Regions from separate parts of the Homo sapiens genome. Here region 1 is linked to region 2. A link is a loop called in an ENCODE intact Hi-C map of the cell type or tissue named here. Cell type or tissue: heart right ventricle. All regions are shown on one strand. Links, peaks and the distances in the headings refer to the core of each region. The heading gives the core; the rest is flanking DNA. Region 1 has its middle 19 kb from the start of LINC01264. Region 2 holds the start of RET (ret proto-oncogene).

Region 1 (8,320 bases), core at 148-8,147, 120 kb after region 2:
TTACATTAGAAAAGAGGAAAAGTCTCAGATCAGTCATCGAAATTACTAACCCAAGAAACACGAGAAAGAAAAGCAAAATAAACCCAGAGCAAGGCAGAGCAAAGGAAATAATAAAGAGCAGCAGTCGATGAAACTGACAACAGGAAAACAATAGAGAAAAACAAGGAAACAAAAATCTAGTTCTTCAAAAAATAAACCTCTGGCAAGATTCACAAAGATAAAACAAGAGAAGACTCAAATCACCAATATCAGGAATAAAACAGAGATATTACAGATCTTTCAGCCATTTTAAAGACAACAAAGGAACGCTACAGTTTTACCCTCATAAATTCAACAGTGTGGAAGAAATGAACCAATTCCTCAAAAACCACAAATGGCCAAAACTCAACCAATATGAAACATGCAACTTGAATAGTCTTATAACAATTAAACACACTGAATGTGAAATTTAAAAGAAATCTTCAGGCCCAGATGGCTTCGTTGGAGAATTCTACCACACATTTATGAAGAATTAACACCTATTTTACAAAATCCGTCTTAAAAAATAGAAGAGGAAAGAACACTTTTATTAGGCTAGGCCCGATACCAAAACCAGACAAAGACAACATGTGATAATAAAAGTACAGACCAACATTTCTCATGAACTTCAGCACAAGGATTGTTGACAAAATATCAGCAAATCAAATTCAGCAACATTTAAAAGGAATTATACACCATGAGCAGTTGGGATTTATCCCAGGTATGCAGGGTTGGTTCAGAATTACAAGACCAACCAATGTAATACACCTACCAACAGGCTACAGAGGAAAAGTCATGTGATTCTATCAGTTGACGCAGGAAAAGCATTTGACAAAATCCAACACCTAGTCATGATAAAAACTCTCAGCAAACTTGGAGCAAAGGAGAATTTTCTTAACTTCATAAAGAGCATCTGTAAAAACCTATAGCTAACATACTTAATGGTAAAAGACTGAATATTTTCCTTCTACGATTTGGTACAAGGAAAAGTGTCCATTCTCACCTCTCTTATGCAGTAGACTACTGCAAGCTCTACCAACTACAATATGTCAAGAAAAAGAAATAAAAGACATGCAGATTGGAATGAAAGAAATTAACTGTCTGTATTTGCAGATGACATGACAGTCTCTGTAGAAAATCCCAAGGAATCTGCAAAAGAACTAATAAGTGAGTGTAGCAAGTTGCAGTATGTAAGATCAACACACAAAAATCAATCCATTTCTATACATTAAAAAAGAAGGTGTGAAAACAAATTAAAAATATAATATCATTTACAGTCATTTCAAAAACAATGAAATACTTCATTATAAACTTAAAAAAACATGTACAGTACTCAACATATAAGGATGTCAATTTTTCCAAAATTCTACAGGTTTAATGTAGTTACTGTCAAAATTTTAGCAAGTATTTTTGTGGATATAGACAAGCTTATTTTTCCATAAAATTTATGTGGAAACACACAGGACCTAGAACAGCAAAACCCATCTTGAGAAGGAAGAATAAGTGGAAGGAATCACTATTTGAAATTAAAGCTTACTAATCAAGACAGTAGGGTATTGGCAGATGGACAGACACACATAGATCAACGGACCCCAGAAATAGACTCACACAAATATGCCCACCTAATATTCCGCAAAAGTATGAAGCCATTCATCAGAGGAGGGACAGCTTTTCCAATAAATGATGCGGGAACAACTGGACATCACAGCAAAAATAATGAATTCACACTTTATACAAAAACTAACTCAAAATGGATTAGGTGTAAATGTAAAGCTATAAAGCTTTTTTTTCTTAATAGCAGAAAATTTTCGGGATCTAGAACTAGCCACGTTGTTAGAATTGACGTAAAAAACAATTGGACTTTCTTAAAATTAGAAGCTTTTGTTCTGTGAAAGAGCCTGTTAAGGGAATGAAAAGACAAGCTACAGACTGGGAGAAAATATTTGCAAACTATGTATCCGATGAAGGCTTTTAACATCTAGAATAAACAACTCTCAAAATGCAGTAGTAAACAAACAAGCGAATTAGGAAACTGGCAAAAGATATGAAGAGTTATTCCATATAAGAGCATACCCAGATGGCAAATAAACCCATGAAAACACGTTTGTCATCATTACTCATTAGGGAAATACAAGTTAAAATTGCATGGAGATACCATTATATACACATCAACATAGCTAAAATAAAAAACAGTGAGAACCCCACATGCTGGTAAGGATGTGGAGAAACTGCATCACCTATACATGATGCTGGTGGGAATGTAAAATGTTAAAGCCACTCCAGAAAACAGTTTCTTAGTTTCTTATAAAACTAAACATGCAACTGACATGTGACCCAGCAATTGCACTCCCAGGCATTTATCTCAGAGAAATGAAGACTTGTAGTCATACAAAAACCTGTACACAAAAGCTCATAGTAGCTTTGTTCACAGTAGCCCAAAACCGAGAGCTCTGCAAAGAGCCTTCAATGGGTGAATGGTCAAGCCATAGTGCATCCACTCCATGGAATCCTACTCAACATTAGAAAGCAATCAACTGCTGGTACATGGGACAACTTGGATGGATCTACAGGGATCTGGGCCGAGTGAAAAAAAAAGCCAATGCCGGGAGGTTACATAATGTAACGATTCCATTTATATAACAATCTTGAAATGACAAAACTGTAGAAATGGAGAAGTGGTGAGTGGCTGCCAGGGGTTATGGAGGGGCTGGGGAGGGAGGGAGGGAAGTGGGTGTGGCTGCGGATGGCCCCTGGTGGTAAGGGAATACTCTGTAACTTGACTCTACGGATGTCAGTATCCTGGCTGTGATACCGTACTGTAGTTTTGCAAGATGTTATCACTGAAGGAAATTGGGTAAAGGGTACTTCAGACCTCTCTGTATCGTTTCTTATAAGTGCATGCATGAATTGTATGCTCATTCTACAATTCTCTCAAAATAAATTTTTTTTTTTAAAAAAAGGCCCAGATAGGCGACATGACTAGGGGCCCATGGTCTGCAAACCAGGTGGCGTGGGGCTTGGAGACACCCATGGGGGTGGCGTAGCCCTCCTGGGAGTTCCACGACAACCCTGAGGCAACTTCTTCCTCATCCACCTGTGGCCAATGCATTATGGAGACCCTATGATCCCATCAGAAGGCACGTCCTGAGTCCCTCTGCCCCTTTCCAGCCCACCACCAACCAACCGCACAGCTGGCTTCTGTCCCTTCTAGTTGGATAGCCCAACCCCAGCTTCCAAGGTGCTGCCCCAGGCTGGGCGGTGGACTCCTCTTGTCTCTACAGTTCCTGTCTTCTCTCCCTCTGGTCAGCTCTGGGGGCCACTCCCTGCCTGCTTGCTTTCAGGGTGGGCAGGTGTGCCTGAGATCTTCTGGTGGGTGGAGGGGCCGGTGTCTGCCCGACACCAATGGCAAGTGCCAGCCAAGGCCCCCTCCAGGCTGTATCACCAAGGGCCCCTGGTTCTTCCTCTGCTTGCTCTGAGGCCCCACTTCCGTGCCGGGATGGGTTTTGGGGAGGTGGTCACTGTGCTGCCAGACAGGCAGGAAGGGAGCACAGAGCAGAGAGGGAGCACAGAGCAGAGAGGGAGCACAGAGCTCCCCTCCTGGCAGGGGTGAGTCCAGGCCTCCAGTGAGAGAGGGCTGGCCAGGGATGCAGCCCGGGTCGCAGTGGGCCCCTTGCCAGCAGGCTCCCTGGGCAGGAGGCCGCAGCAGCACAATGTCAGTGATCCCCAGCCTCAGAGCCTGTGAGCCAGCACACCAGCCCCTGGCCTCAGCTGCTGTCCCCAGGAAACCTCTGCTCTCCCTCCATGTGCTTTTGGACATGGAGCCTGCAGCTGGGGCAAGACAAGGACGCCACATGTGCAGAGCGTCAGCACTGGGACTCCCTGCTGCGCTCTGGACTCGACCTTGGGGACTCCTGGCCCCTCCTGATGCAGCAGCTGCGGCTGCAGTGGCCCTCCCTTCCCTCCCACCCTCTGAGGCCAAGCCTGTCCCAGGAGGAAGGACACAGAGGCCCTGACAAAGAGTGAGATCTGCCACACGGAGAGCCACGCCTGCCTGGAGCACAGGAGGCCGGGGGTGGGCAGGCTGGGACAATTCTTCAGGCTGCAGGAGACTCTCTGGTCCCAGTCACACCGCTGGGGCTGACAGGAAGCAGCCATGCTCCCACCCAAGTGGAGAGTGAGCTCTGGATTCAGGCACTCAGGCTGATCCAGTGCTGATCGGGAAATCGGGCCAGCAGAGGATGGTGCAGAGGACTCGCCTGAACTGGCCTCCTTCACCCCAGCTCCTACCAGCTGGGGTGAGAGCCTGCAGCCAGGCCCACAGTGGAGGCCGAGCCAAGGTGCAGCCTTTATGGGAGGGCCGATGGTGGTGTGTGTAACCCCTGAGGGTCCCAGGGAGCTGGAGAACTCACTCCTCTCCCAGGCACGTGGAGGTTTGGGGAAATCCTAGGAACGATGATCTGACATAAACATGATCATTATTATGAGCTGGAGGGATCATTTCCTTCCATTCCAGACAAGAAAATGGAGGCCCACAGAGAGTCAGCTGGAGCAAGCTGGACTCACGTGGGGCCCACTCCGGGCCCAGGATCCCCAGGCTATCCCATTCTCCTCGAGGTGGGGCTCCATGGGGGCTGTGTCAGGACTGCTCTGAGGTGCCCAGGCAGCAGCCATGCTAGCATCATCCTCAGAGCACAGACCATCTCTGAGTAAGTCTAGTATGGGAGAATGCTGTATTGTCAAGACGATTTTTGATTACACAATCACAAAGTGAATACTCCATGAACAGAAAGGCATGCTGGAAGGAGGCTTACGGGGCCTCAGGACAGAAGCCCTGTGCTGTGGAGCTGAGCCTGTGCGCTGTGGGCCTTGTCCCTCCTATGTGTGGGGCTGGCTGAGCCCCAAGGACAGCTGAGTGTGCTTTGGAGACAGTTAGCAACTGCTATTAGTCCTGAGAAAATTCTAGCAGTTGCTTCTCGGAGTGTCTTCTTTGGGAGAGGCCGGTGGGCAGGTGGTCAAGGGTGGCTGTTTTCCTGGCAGTGAGGCATGGCAGGAACAGGATGAGGCACTGCAGAAGCCCCACTGGCTGGTCCTGGGCTGCAGTCCCTGACCTGGTCCCGTCTGCTCCTCTGGCACCTGTGAGCACTCATGGTGCCCAAGCACATGTGGCTGCTTTCACTCCCAGTTCCCTGTCTCTATTTCTGGAGTCCCAGAGATAGAAGGCCCCCAAGTGATCTCATCAAGGCTGAGAGGGCCTCGCAGGGCAGAAAGGAGGCCCCCACTTGAACAGCTGTGGCCTGCAGTCCCCTCCGCGCCTGCTGGACTTGATGCCAGGCATGACTGCCTGCACTGGCAAGAGAGGCCCTGGCCTGAGAAGCTCCTATCCTGGCAAAAAGTGTGCCTAAGCTGGGAAGGACCCAGGTGCTGACCTGACCATCTCGCCACTGCCAAGGACAATGCTCTGGATGGCTTGCAGGTCCAGATGTCCGCCAGAGACTTCACTACTTGGCCACAGTCTCTGCTGAGGCTCAGAGGAGCCTGGGAGGAGGTAGGGGCCAGGGCTGGGCCACTTCTGACTCTGCATCAGTAGCCCTTAGTCATGCCCTTGGTATGTGACACAGGCACAGCAGGTTCGCTGCAGAACACCCACAGCTGAGCAGGCTGGCCTGTGCTAGCCCCTGCTGCCTCCTGTCCTGCCAGCAGCAAACACAGGGAAGTGCTATAGAGAGGCGTGGGGTGGGGGGTCTTAGAATTAGGGGATCCCACTGCAAGGGATCCACAGGCCCCCTGAAGGTGTATCCAACAGAAACTGTGTCTGCTGTGTGTGTTCTGTACGCCCTTGTCTAGCTTTCATCAGAATTTTTTTTGTTTTGTTTTGGAGACAGAATCTCACTCTGTAGCCTAGGCTGGAATGCAGTGGTGCAGTCATGGCTCACTGCAGCCTCAACCTCCTGGGCTCAAGTGATCCTCCTACCTCAGCATCCTGAATAGCTGGGATCATAGGCCCATGCCACCATACCTGGCTAATTTTAAAAAAAAGTTTTTGTAGAGACAGGGTCTCCCTATGTTGCCCAGGCTGGTCTCAAACTCCTAGGCTCAAGTGATCCTCCCACCTCAGCCTCCCAAAGTGCTGGAGTTATAGGTGTGAGCCACTGCAGCCGGCCTCATCAGATTCTTAAAGAGGCTCTTGACTCAAATAAAGTCAGAACTGGGGTCTGGGACACGGAGGGCTCCAGGACTCCCTGCCCCTGCAGAGGCCACTGTGGAAGTGAAGTGAACCCCACTCCAGCACCAGCAGGTCACACGTTATGTATGTTAAAGTACCTGCTACAGGTGGACTCAGGTAACAGGGGCAAGAGTTGGAAGGAAGGGACATTAGTTACCTCTCAGGATAAGACAGAACTCTCAGATCTTTCAAAATCCTAAAGACAAAACACACTTCATAATTTTAAAATTATACAATTTAAAAACTTAAAAATTGGGTTGTACTGGACACTTGGATAACATGGTGAGCTAGGTACCTGGATCAGCTCTTGCACTGAAAACCTGGACAAAATTTTATAAATAGTCTTTTAAAAACGTATTAAAGATTTAGCCAAAAGCAAGAACTTCTCAAGTCAAAACATTTGTAGAATACAGACACCCAAAAGGCAAGCCAAATTCCTGAGGGAATTTGCCAGCAACGGGAAGTTGAACTTCCAGTTTCGTGACTTCCTGGTGGGCAGAGGGCAGAAGTCAAAGCCCATGGCAGGCCCAGATTTCTGTGGGAAATCCCCACAGAGCTGAGACCCCAATCAGCTGTCTGCTCAAAGTGAGGGTCAACTGGAAATAAATCTGCCTTTCTCAAGGGTATAACAAAGAAAACCAGCCATTTTGAACCTCAGTGCCGAGAGGAAAGAGGTGAAAATCCCTGCTGAGAATTTATCAACAGAAGCCAGTGGTCTTCATGTAGATTTTTCAGCCTGAATTCATAAGATTTAGGTGGTCTGAAAACCTCAAGCTGGCAGTTCAATTTTCAACGAGACAGAGTGGTGGTGTCCCAGGTACTGGAAAGATGGAAGACAAATCGTCCCTGGAGGAACCCACAAATAATACTCCAAGGTAAAATGAAATGCTTGCAGACAAAAATAACTAACTACACATGTAAGCCAAGGAATAGAATTCAGAGCCCAGAAACAAACCCCACAATCTGTATACTTCACGTGTGCGTGATCAGTGAGGAACAGGCTGATTTTTCAATCAACGGTCCTTAGGAGACTGCAAATCCATGTGGAAAAAACTAAAACTATATCCCTACTTCATACCATTTACAAAAATCAATTCTAAGGATGAAATATCTACATGTAAAAGAAATATAAAGTTTTTAGAAGAGAATATGTACAATTATCTTCAGGACCTACAAGTGCCTCAGAAACAAAACCATAAACCATTTTGATAATGTCCTGGGGCATGCATTTTTCTAGTCTGATAAAATTAATTTTAGACAGAGATAATATTTGGATTCTTTTCTGGTCCCAGCAGGGCTCTTTTCTTGGTTCTTCCTGGTAAACTCACTGGCCTACAGTTGGCTTGTTGCCCACAGAGTGATCAGCCTGCTCTTTGCCTGCTAATAAAATCTCCACTGTTTTTGAGATAGCCCTTAGACTTGAATTTACCCACACTATTTCAAATAACCTCAGTCTTCAAGAGACACCTTTGGAGTTTGGAGCTTTGTGTTCTCCTGAGTAGCCTCTACCCCTGAGAAAAATGTCTACAACACTCCTCTTGTCACTGGGTGGGGGTGGAAGCCTCTGATCTTTTTCACTTGACTTGACTGGTGTGGAACCTATACCCTGTGAGTGAGCTGGGTGAGAGTAGTCAGCGCCTCCATGTTCTCAGCCCCCCGAACCTGGAGTAGAGCCTCCACTCATGATTCAGGAGGCAGAAGAAAGGAGCCCTAACTTCTCAGCAGCACTGTCTGGACTTTATGACACAGAGTTGGAGGGGATGATGAGACTTGGTGGCCTGCCCCTCCCAGGGTGATACAATGCATTCATTTCTGTGGCTAGTGTAAGAAAAATCACACACTTGGTGTCTTAAAACAACAGAAATTTATCTTGCCATAGTTCTGGGGGCCAGAAGTCTGCAATCAGCATCATGGGGCTGAAATTGGGGTGCTGGCAGGGCCACAGTCCCCCTGGGTGCTCTGGGGCAGGATCCATTGCTTGCCTCTTCTGCCTTCTGGTGGCTGCTCACCTCTGGTTTTCATGTTCTTTTTCCTCTTTTTCTGTCTTCCTTTTGCATTAATCAAGTATTCGTGATTACA
Region 2 (8,320 bases), core at 114-8,113:
AACCTGTGGGCTGCCCACCGGTGCTGGGTCCCATAGCCAGGCTGGCCCCTTACGATGGCAGAGCAATGTGCCCATGTCACCAAGCGCCCATGAGCCCCGTTGTTTCCCTGGGTGAGGAGGGCCAGGCCCAGAGCCCCACTTGGGCTAAGTGTTAGGCTTCCTGGGGCTGGCAGACGCCCTACAGGCAATGGTGGTGGAGCAGGAAGGGGAACAGAGCAAGAGGAAGCCCCTGGCCCCTAGCCCAGCAACAGCTGCCGGGTCTGTGCCAGTTGCACTGCCAAGTAGTATGAGGAAGAAACCCAATGAGCCCTCTCCCTCCCTCCAGAACTGCACCAGCTCATGCTGCACCTCCAGCTCACCCACCCTCGTCCCGGCACCCAGAGCACACATCTCCCCAGTCATTACTTAAATTCTAGGAAATACATGTTTCCTTTTTCCCTCTCAGGAACACAAGGGCGAGAATCCTCTGGAGTCACAGGCACACAAGGGAACTGGAAACAGCTTGGTGGCCACTGTCCTGCTCCTGCCCTGGGGCCACACTGCCCCTCAGGTGCTTCCTTGGAACCCTGGCTCCTGCAGGGCATGGAGAGCAGCAGCACAGAGGAGCAAGGGCCAGGAGTGGAAGCGCAGCTGCAGCACCCGAATCTGGGAGGGGGTCTAGAACCTGGGGCTGTAGGGCCACAGGTTCTCCCCTGAGCACAGAGCCCCAGCACCAGGCCCTCCAGGTATCCCTGATATCAGGGAGGAAAGCCTATGCCCGCTGGTCCACCAGGTAGGCGCACACCTGTCCAGGTGCAGCGGTGACCTTTCTGTGGTGGTGCCTGGGCTGCTACACTTTGTGGAGCCACTCCTTGAGGCAAAAGCAAACAGAGGTGTTTGCTTGGAGCTGGCCACCTGCTCCCTCCAGGGCCAGGTGCGACCTGAACTGCTGTCCTTAAGGTCCTGCTGGCACCATCTCCCTGCCCCAGGCTTTTCAGGGGCCAAGAGCCCAGCCAGGAGGAGCTGTGGGAACAAGGACAGCTTGCTGCCTGCTCTTGCCCAGCCCTGCCCTGCCTGCAGTCTCAGGGTGGACAGTTCAGGGACCCACAGGCTTCATGGCCTCTAGGCTTGGGGAATGGAGGGGAGCGGGGTCCCTGAGGCCCCCATGATCACACAGCTGCGGGACCAGAGCTCCATGGAGGTTCAGGCCTCATTGTCTCAGCGCCAATCCAAGTGCCCAGGCCTGGCCCCAGAGCTCAGAGAAGGGGGGAGAAAGCAGAGAGGTAAAGCAGGACCTCAGGGGCTGCCAAGTGTCCCAGAGCCTTGGTCAGGAGAAGGCCCGTCCTCCAAAGTTCTCCTATGAGAGGTACAGCCTGCCTCAGGGGACAAAGAATCAAGCACCAAGGCTTCGCCTCAATCCCTGAGCCGGCCCTGGCTGCTGTTCTAGTGGGGGAGCCAGAGGGGCTCTGGTGGGCCTGGGGCCTTCTCCCCTTCCAGCCCCAAGGGGTGCAGTGCCTGGGTCATGGACCCCAAGGGACCTCCCCATTTGACCTCATAGTCCCACTGACTGGCAGCCTCCCAGGGGCCATGGGGTGCTCCCCTACCCCATGGGGCACAGAAGACGGCTCTGGCAGGCCCAGGTGCAGACGGGCACGGAGAGACAGCCCTGGTGCCATCATCACCTTCTCTGTGACCATGACTGAGGTGTGCTCCCTGCCTGGTGGTCACTGCCCAGTCCCCGCCCCTTGCCACACACGCATGCGGAAGTCCCTACACAGGGTCTCCTTGACTACGGTCTCTCCCTGCCATGAGACAGCTCTGGAGAGTCCCCAGCCCTAGAGCAGCAGGGCAGGAGCCGAGGCTCCCTCAGGAGTGCTCCCAGCCTGCTGTTGTTACTATTATTGTTACTGTTATTGTTACTATTAAGTCACTCTGCTGAAAAATAATTGCAGAGGAGTGGGGAGATAGAGGGCACAGCAGAGAACGGGGAGGGAGCATAACCTGGCACCAGGAAGCAGCCTCCAAAGAAGGAAGGGGGGATGGGGGGGGCCCACTTCTGGGGGAGGGGCTCCTGAAGTGGAAAGGAAGTGCCTCTGCAGGAGGGGAGGAGGGCAGCAGGGAGCATGGGGGGCTGCACCCTGCTTTGCCCCTATTCCCTGGCTTTCTTCTCCCAGGCTGTCCTGGAGGATGGGAAAAATGAGGAGGAAGGCCCTGTCCTGCATGAGGAAACACAGCTGTACCCCCATCCCTGATGCCCAAACCCCATCCCTGCACCCTTGTCTTCAGAGCAGTAGCTTCCATCCGATGCCAGGGCCTCAGGCATATGTTGGCTGCAAGGGCCACAGCCTGGTGTCCCAGCCGAACATCTGCACCGCCACTGGCAGCAAGATGCCTTCCTGCCATCCACAGAGCACACACAGTCGGCCCTTCTGCTGGCACAGCCATGCCTGGTGCTCCTCCCCAGACCCATAGGACTCCCAGACATCAACTAAAGCTGACGAGACCCAGAGAGTATCTCAGCGTCTGTGCATGGTGCCACACATTACTCTGGGATCTGGGCTGGGATGTCCTGAGGGCACCTGGAGCCCGAGGTGGGGGGACTCACCAGTGGGTGGGCAGGCTCAGGGCAACCTCCCTGGAAGCCCTCCTTAGCCCCACCCTGGACCCACACCACTGGCCCAGAGAACGGGCTGGAGCAAGCCAGAGGGCCAGGGCTGGGGAGCTCCCGCATCCTCTCTACCGGTTCGAGTCCATAGGCTATGAGAACCTGTTTCCTCACCTGTGAAATGGGCCAAGACCATGACCCTTGCAGACTTGTTGGAAAAGATGAAGTGAGTAGGCACAGCACAGGGGCAGTGCACTGTGAGCCCCCATGGGGTGCTACTGCTGGTATTAGCCTTATCCAGTTAAGACGAGGGGACCTAGAGGGTCTTCGGCCAGGCTGCAGAGGGGGAAGGTCTCAGGGGAGATGGCAGCTTCCGGGCCTTCCCTTCCCCTTGGCACCCCAGGTTCCATTTTAACAGATATCATAATTTTTAATTGGTTTTCTCCTCCACTGGCTAAAAGGCTATTAGCTCCCCGCTAGGTGATCGCATCCCATTTTCTTCACACCACCAAGGAAACAGTGATTTCCTCAGCCTGTCCCTAAAGTGATTCTGCAGAAGAAAGGCAATTTAGTGAATCAGCTCAATGCACTTCCCCATTTGCTCTCTGCTTGCAGGCCCCCAGCAGGCACAGCCCACCAGTGAGGGCTGCAGGCAGCTTCTGGAGGCCAGACAGGGTTAGTGAGCTGGAGTGGAGGAGGAAGCAAGCCAGGCCCAGGTGAACCTGGTGAAGCCTCTGGCCAGAGAAAGGGGAGAAGGAAAAGGATGAAGCAGGGGGAGCTGTACCCCTGGCCTGAGCTGCCCGCGCTGATACCTGGTGCTTCAGGCAGGGGTGGGCTGCCTAGGCCCTCTGCAGAGGGTGGTCTGGCAGCTTGGATCCGGGCCCTGCCAAGTCACAGTGCCCAGCTCTTCCATGCTGGGAACAGAAGGCCCCGGGGCCCAGGGGCAGAGAGGGAATGTCCTTCCTTGCTGCAAAACAGGACCCAAGAAGTCAGGCCAGGAAGACAAGAGACAAGAGGCTTGCTGAGGAGCTGTGGGAGGTTGAGGTGCAGGGTCAGCCTGGGACCTGGGGGGAACCCCAGAAGCTGAGACTCAGTTTCCTCATCCAAGCAACGGGGACAGCTGTATCTGTGTTGAGCAATGAAATGCCAGAAACCTTTAAGAGCAACTTTTAAATGAATGTAACTTTTAGATGGAGGTTCTCTCACTCTGGTTCCAGCATACCTGGGGCTGACAGGCTATGCCCTGCAGGTATGAGGAGTGTGTGTCCCTATATACACACGTGGCGTCCCTGTGTGTATGAGTGATGAGAGGGGCTGGGGTCCCTGTGTGGACGTGGGTGAGGCAGGGTGTGAAGGAACCACGCTGTGCATGTCCACAGCCTTGGCAGCAAGTGCTGTGAGAAGGGGCAGGAGTGTGTCTTGGTGATCCAGTGTGAGTGTGCATGTGTGAGCTGTGGAAGAACCCTCATCCTCTAGAGACCCAGTCTGTGCCTGTCATCAGGCCCAGCCACTAAAGTGCAGCGTCCGCAAGAGGGCGCTTGAGGCCGAGCTGTCCCCTTGGGGTGGTTGGGGAGCACCGAGGGGCTCACTGGGGCGGTCCTTGGCAGCTCCAAGAGTGCGGCTCGAACCTCCGGAGCTGTGGCTCCTGGGAAAGAGCTCTGCAGCCTCTTCAAAGGCCCCAGCTGTCTACTCCAGGGAGTGGGGCTGCCTCTTCACTCCCAGTGCCTCCAACTGTGGTGTCCGGGTTATCCCAGGGGCTAGGGGCTCACCATCTCTGGATTCGGGAAGCTGTCTGTGGGCCAGGGGTCTGGGCACGGAAAGCTACCTGCATGCCTGCTGAGTGCCACAAGCCGGCCCCCAGAGCCTGGCCCCCACAGCCTCACTGGCCACCCCAACTGAACGCAAGGCTGTGGAAGGGTGTGGGGAAGTCCTCTGCCCAGCACACCAGCAGCAGTTCACACCTGGCCCCCTGCCCACAACCTCAAAGCCAAAGCCACAGCCCAGAATCCCAAGACAGCGTCAGAGCGCCTTGTTTGCTTCTGCCCCGTGTCTTCCCCCTGCAGCACTGGGACCCCAAAGTCCTAACACTCAGAAAAGATAGAAAGGCAAGGGCTTCTCCCCTGTCCCTCGCTAGGTGGACTGGGGACCCGCTCTGGCCTCAGCATATGCTGAGCTGAGGCGCAGGTCACACAAATGAAGTCTCAGGCAGGCCTGGAAACTCAGTTTGTGCAGGGCCTGGGGCCAGAGACAGGGTGACTGACCATGGCTTCTTCTGTTCCCAAAGGCTGTGGGGAGAGAAAGCCCTTTGTAAGGAGTGAGGGAGGATGGCCAGGGCTCCTTCCCTCTTAGAGGGAAACTTGGTTCATACACAAGCGCTTGGAGGGGATCAAGTCAGGGCCAGTTTGAGGGACACTTAAACGCGTGCCAAGGGGTCAAAGATTCCACAGCCTTGCGGCTCACTCTGCCAGAGTTTGGGTGGGGTCGATGACCATCTTTGCAAGGCCACACCTAATGCTGGGATCCTAAGGCACCTGAGGTTTCACCAGGCCCAGCACCAACGCTGGCTGGCGGCGCAAACCCCTGCCCCACCCCAAGCCCTGGGCCTCCTATGGCCGCATCTTCAGCATCTCTGCCAGGCAGCGCCACACGACTCCAGGGCTGCCGGGTGGGACGCCTATCACGGCGGCCCCTCGGGGGGAGCCACCCCAGAAACCACGGTTTTTAGGTGTTTAAAGACAGGGCGGCAAAAACGCACGAGGGAAAAGCAATCTTTTCAAAAGAGCCTCCGAATCCCTCGGCTGGCCAGGACGGCAGAGCTGGGGGAGGAACGCACGGACGCTGAGCGGGAAAAGGAAACCAGGACGGAGCCGTCTCCTGCCGAAACAGAACTCTCCGCACGAATCGCGGGCTTTCGGGGCTCCCTGACCCGTCCGCCAGGTCGGCCCCGAAACGGCTGTCCCGTTTGCTCCAGGACGCGGCTTTGGCGCAGGGCGCGGCCAGATTGAGACCTGCGGCTATGGCTAGGGTTCTGAGCACCGACCCCCGCGGCCCGGCCCGCGCTCCGCTCCCGCCCGAGACCCGCCCAGCCCCGGCCCGAGGCGCCCGGCCCGAGGCGTCCTGCCCTTCGCCCGCCGCCCGCCGCAGCCACTGCGCTCCCAGCCGAGGCCGGGTGGCCGGCGACCGCACAGCCCGCTGCCCACGGCAAACAGAAAGGCGCTTCTGAACGCGCCCGCTCCGCTGCTCGGCGCCAACTTCGCCCTGGCCCCTGCGGGAGCCGGCGGCCGGCAGAACTCACCTTTGCCTAGCAGCGGCAGCAGCAGCAGCAACAGCAGACGCAGCCCCGCGGCACCGGACGTCGCCTTCGCCATCGCCCGTGCGCGCTGGGGCCACGGCTGGAGGGACTGCGGCTAGGGCCGGCGGGTCTGGATGGCGGGTGCGGCGCTCAGTCTGGCCGCCCCATCCCCGCCCGGGGCGCGGCGGACGCGACGGACACTGGGGGCGCGACGCACGTTCCGGGGCACTCAGCGCTGCTGCGCGCCCTGCTTCGGTCGCGGGACTGAAGCGAGGTAAGCGCCGGCTGCGCCGGAGGAGCGGGTAGGGGCGGGGCGGGGCGGGGGCGGTCCAGGGGTGGGCCAGGCGGGGCCGGAGGCGGGTGGGGTGCGGGAAGGGGCGGGGCTCCAGTGCTTGCTCTGGCTGCGCGGGGTGCGGCCGGGGCGCGGCGCGTGTAGGAGCTCAGTGCGGGACGCGCGGCTTGGGCCGGGTGGGGCTTGGGGAGGAGCGGGGTGCGGGAGCGGGGTGCGGCCGAAAAGGGCCCGGCAGGAGCCGGGTGCGGACCCCGAGGTGCGCGGCGGGGATGGAACCCAGGAGCCCGGGTCCGCGCACCTACGCAGAGCCGCTCTTCCTACCCGGTGCGCGCCCGCTTGCAGTCCCTGCCTTTTGCCCTTTCCGCTGCACAGAGAGGGCAGGGATGCTACGCGGGATGCAGGTCTGGCCGACTGGCTCGGGGTGCGACCCCGCGGACTCAGAGAAGGGCGCCCCGCCTCCAGGCTCTCCGCGGAGCGCTTGCTGCGCCATTTCTCAGAGGCGAGAGGCGCAGTGGGAGCGCGGCCTCTGCTGGGGCCGGAGGCAGGAGGCGGGGAAGAGCTGAGCAGGGGAAGAGAGGCAGAATAGCCTTTTTCAGCATCCTGGGGTAGTAGAGAGGGTAGGGTCCTGGAAGGGCAGTTTGTGATTCCCCCCTCCAGCACTGGTCCAACCCTTGGAAACCGGAAACTGGCTCCGGCGTCCTTTCAGAGACCTGGTGCTGGTGGCCCTTGCATCCCTTACACAGGAGAACTCTCAGGAGATGGGCTGGCAGAGTCGGAGAGCGAGTAGCGAGGAGGAGGAAAGAATCCAATTTTCCCCCAAAGAAATGATGGAAATGATGCGCATAAACACATTTACCCCTAATAGGGAGCAGCAACTGGACCTGAGAAGGGGTTCTGGGTGAGGTTGGATGTGGGCTCAGTGGGGAAGTCCTCTGTTCTCGCCCCATCCCCGGCTGCTTTTTGAGGTCTGGCCTGCACTTAGGCGCAGAGGGATGGAAGAAGGGAAGCCCATGGGCCCTTGAGGAGGAAAAGCCAGGGAACCTGGGCCCAGGGCACCCTTGAGCCAGCCGCTCCCTTGCTTGCTGTGTGCAGAACCCCGCCCTCTTGCCTGGCTGAGCTCAGGGCTGAATAAGTGATCTGCACATCACTGCAGATATGAAGTCAAAGTGAAGTCACCCTCACAGGCAGGAGGGGGAGCTGCCAAGACAGAGGCTGGCTTGCACTCAGCCAACCGTGATGTCCAGACCTGGCTTGCTGAGGGGCAGGTGGCCGGGGCACAGGCCTGCCAGCCCAGGAGAGACACTGTGGGCCACTGGACTCCGGCTGCCTGCCACACCCTTCCAGTTTATGGAGCTAGAGTTGGCCACAAGGGGCTCCCTTGGGTTCAGACAGGTTCCATCTCTGGTGCCAGTGGCTACCTAGGCTACACACTCAGGCCTGTGCCCAGGGAAGGGACCTGATAGGTAGGGAGGGGCTGGGGGCATCTTTTGGCTACAGACAAGCTCCTGTGATTGCCTCCTAGGTGAATGAAGAGAGAAGTGGGTAGGCTTAAATAGCCCCACCCCTGCACCTCCCGGGGACCACCCTGGCCAGCCCTTGGCTGACATTGATGTCTGGCTGGGCTCTGTGTGGCCATCTTAAGGGGCCATCTGGGGCTGTGCTCCTGCCTAGCCTACCTTAGGCCTTTCCACGCTCTCGCTCCACCCTCACCCTTGGGGGTCCTGAGTGAACACCTGACACTATGAGAGGGTGTCATTTACTCCTTGGAAAAAGGTCTGGGGGGCCCTCACATGGGTGTACCCTGTACACATGCATACATGCATACACCTGTGTTCCCATACGTGGACACACACGCACACAGATGCATACCTCCCTGCTACGTGCACGCCCAGGGATCTGACCAAAGGGTCGCTCAGCAGAGGACAGTTGTGAGGCCCAGAGCCTGCTGGCCTCAGGGACTGCGGGGAAAGGAGATTCAGCCCTGCCTGGGTGTAGGCTCAGTATCCAGAACATCAGGCAGCAGGAAGGAGCTCCTTGCCCAGCAGAGGGGAAGCGAGGCCACCCCCTGAGGTCTCACAAGGGGAGGTGGGGGCCAGGTGAAGTGCAAAGCAGACGTGCCGGTCTTTGGCTGCCCAGGAGTCCTGGCCCTGGC

The links. Hi-C counts contacts between places; a loop is a spot of excess contacts. Peaks named below come from ENCODE experiments on the same cell type or tissue, not always from the same donor. Only the 100,000 strongest peaks of a DNase experiment are listed, where the experiment ranks them.
Region 1: a loop joins it to region 2, with 3 times the contacts of the local background. A loop is called at or near these places in 7 of 110 quality-filtered maps.

What each region holds. Positions count from the first base shown.
Region 1 is chr10:42,957,940-42,966,259 of GRCh38, reverse strand. No RefSeq gene overlaps it. Among named protein-coding and RNA genes, the nearest start is that of LINC01264, 19 kb to the left of the region's middle. RefSeq lists an enhancer at 5,290-5,790. In heart right ventricle, for the core only: no CTCF peak of the experiment used is centred there; DNase peaks (open chromatin) are centred at 3,359, 3,929, 4,959 and 5,459; H3K27ac peaks cover 2,270 bases.
Region 2 is chr10:43,074,891-43,083,210 of GRCh38, reverse strand. It overlaps RET (ret proto-oncogene), which reads right to left and starts at 6,142. Exons shown (of 20, transcript NM_020975.6): 1 at 5,880-6,142. The coding sequence starts at 5,952. RefSeq lists enhancers at 4,797-5,787, 6,096-6,953, 6,819-7,085 and promoters at 5,920-6,218, 5,920-6,603. In heart right ventricle, for the core only: a CTCF peak has its summit at 4,104 (motif pointing right); DNase peaks (open chromatin) are centred at 230, 4,109 and 6,224; H3K4me3 peaks cover 2,960 bases; H3K27me3 peaks cover 7,681 bases.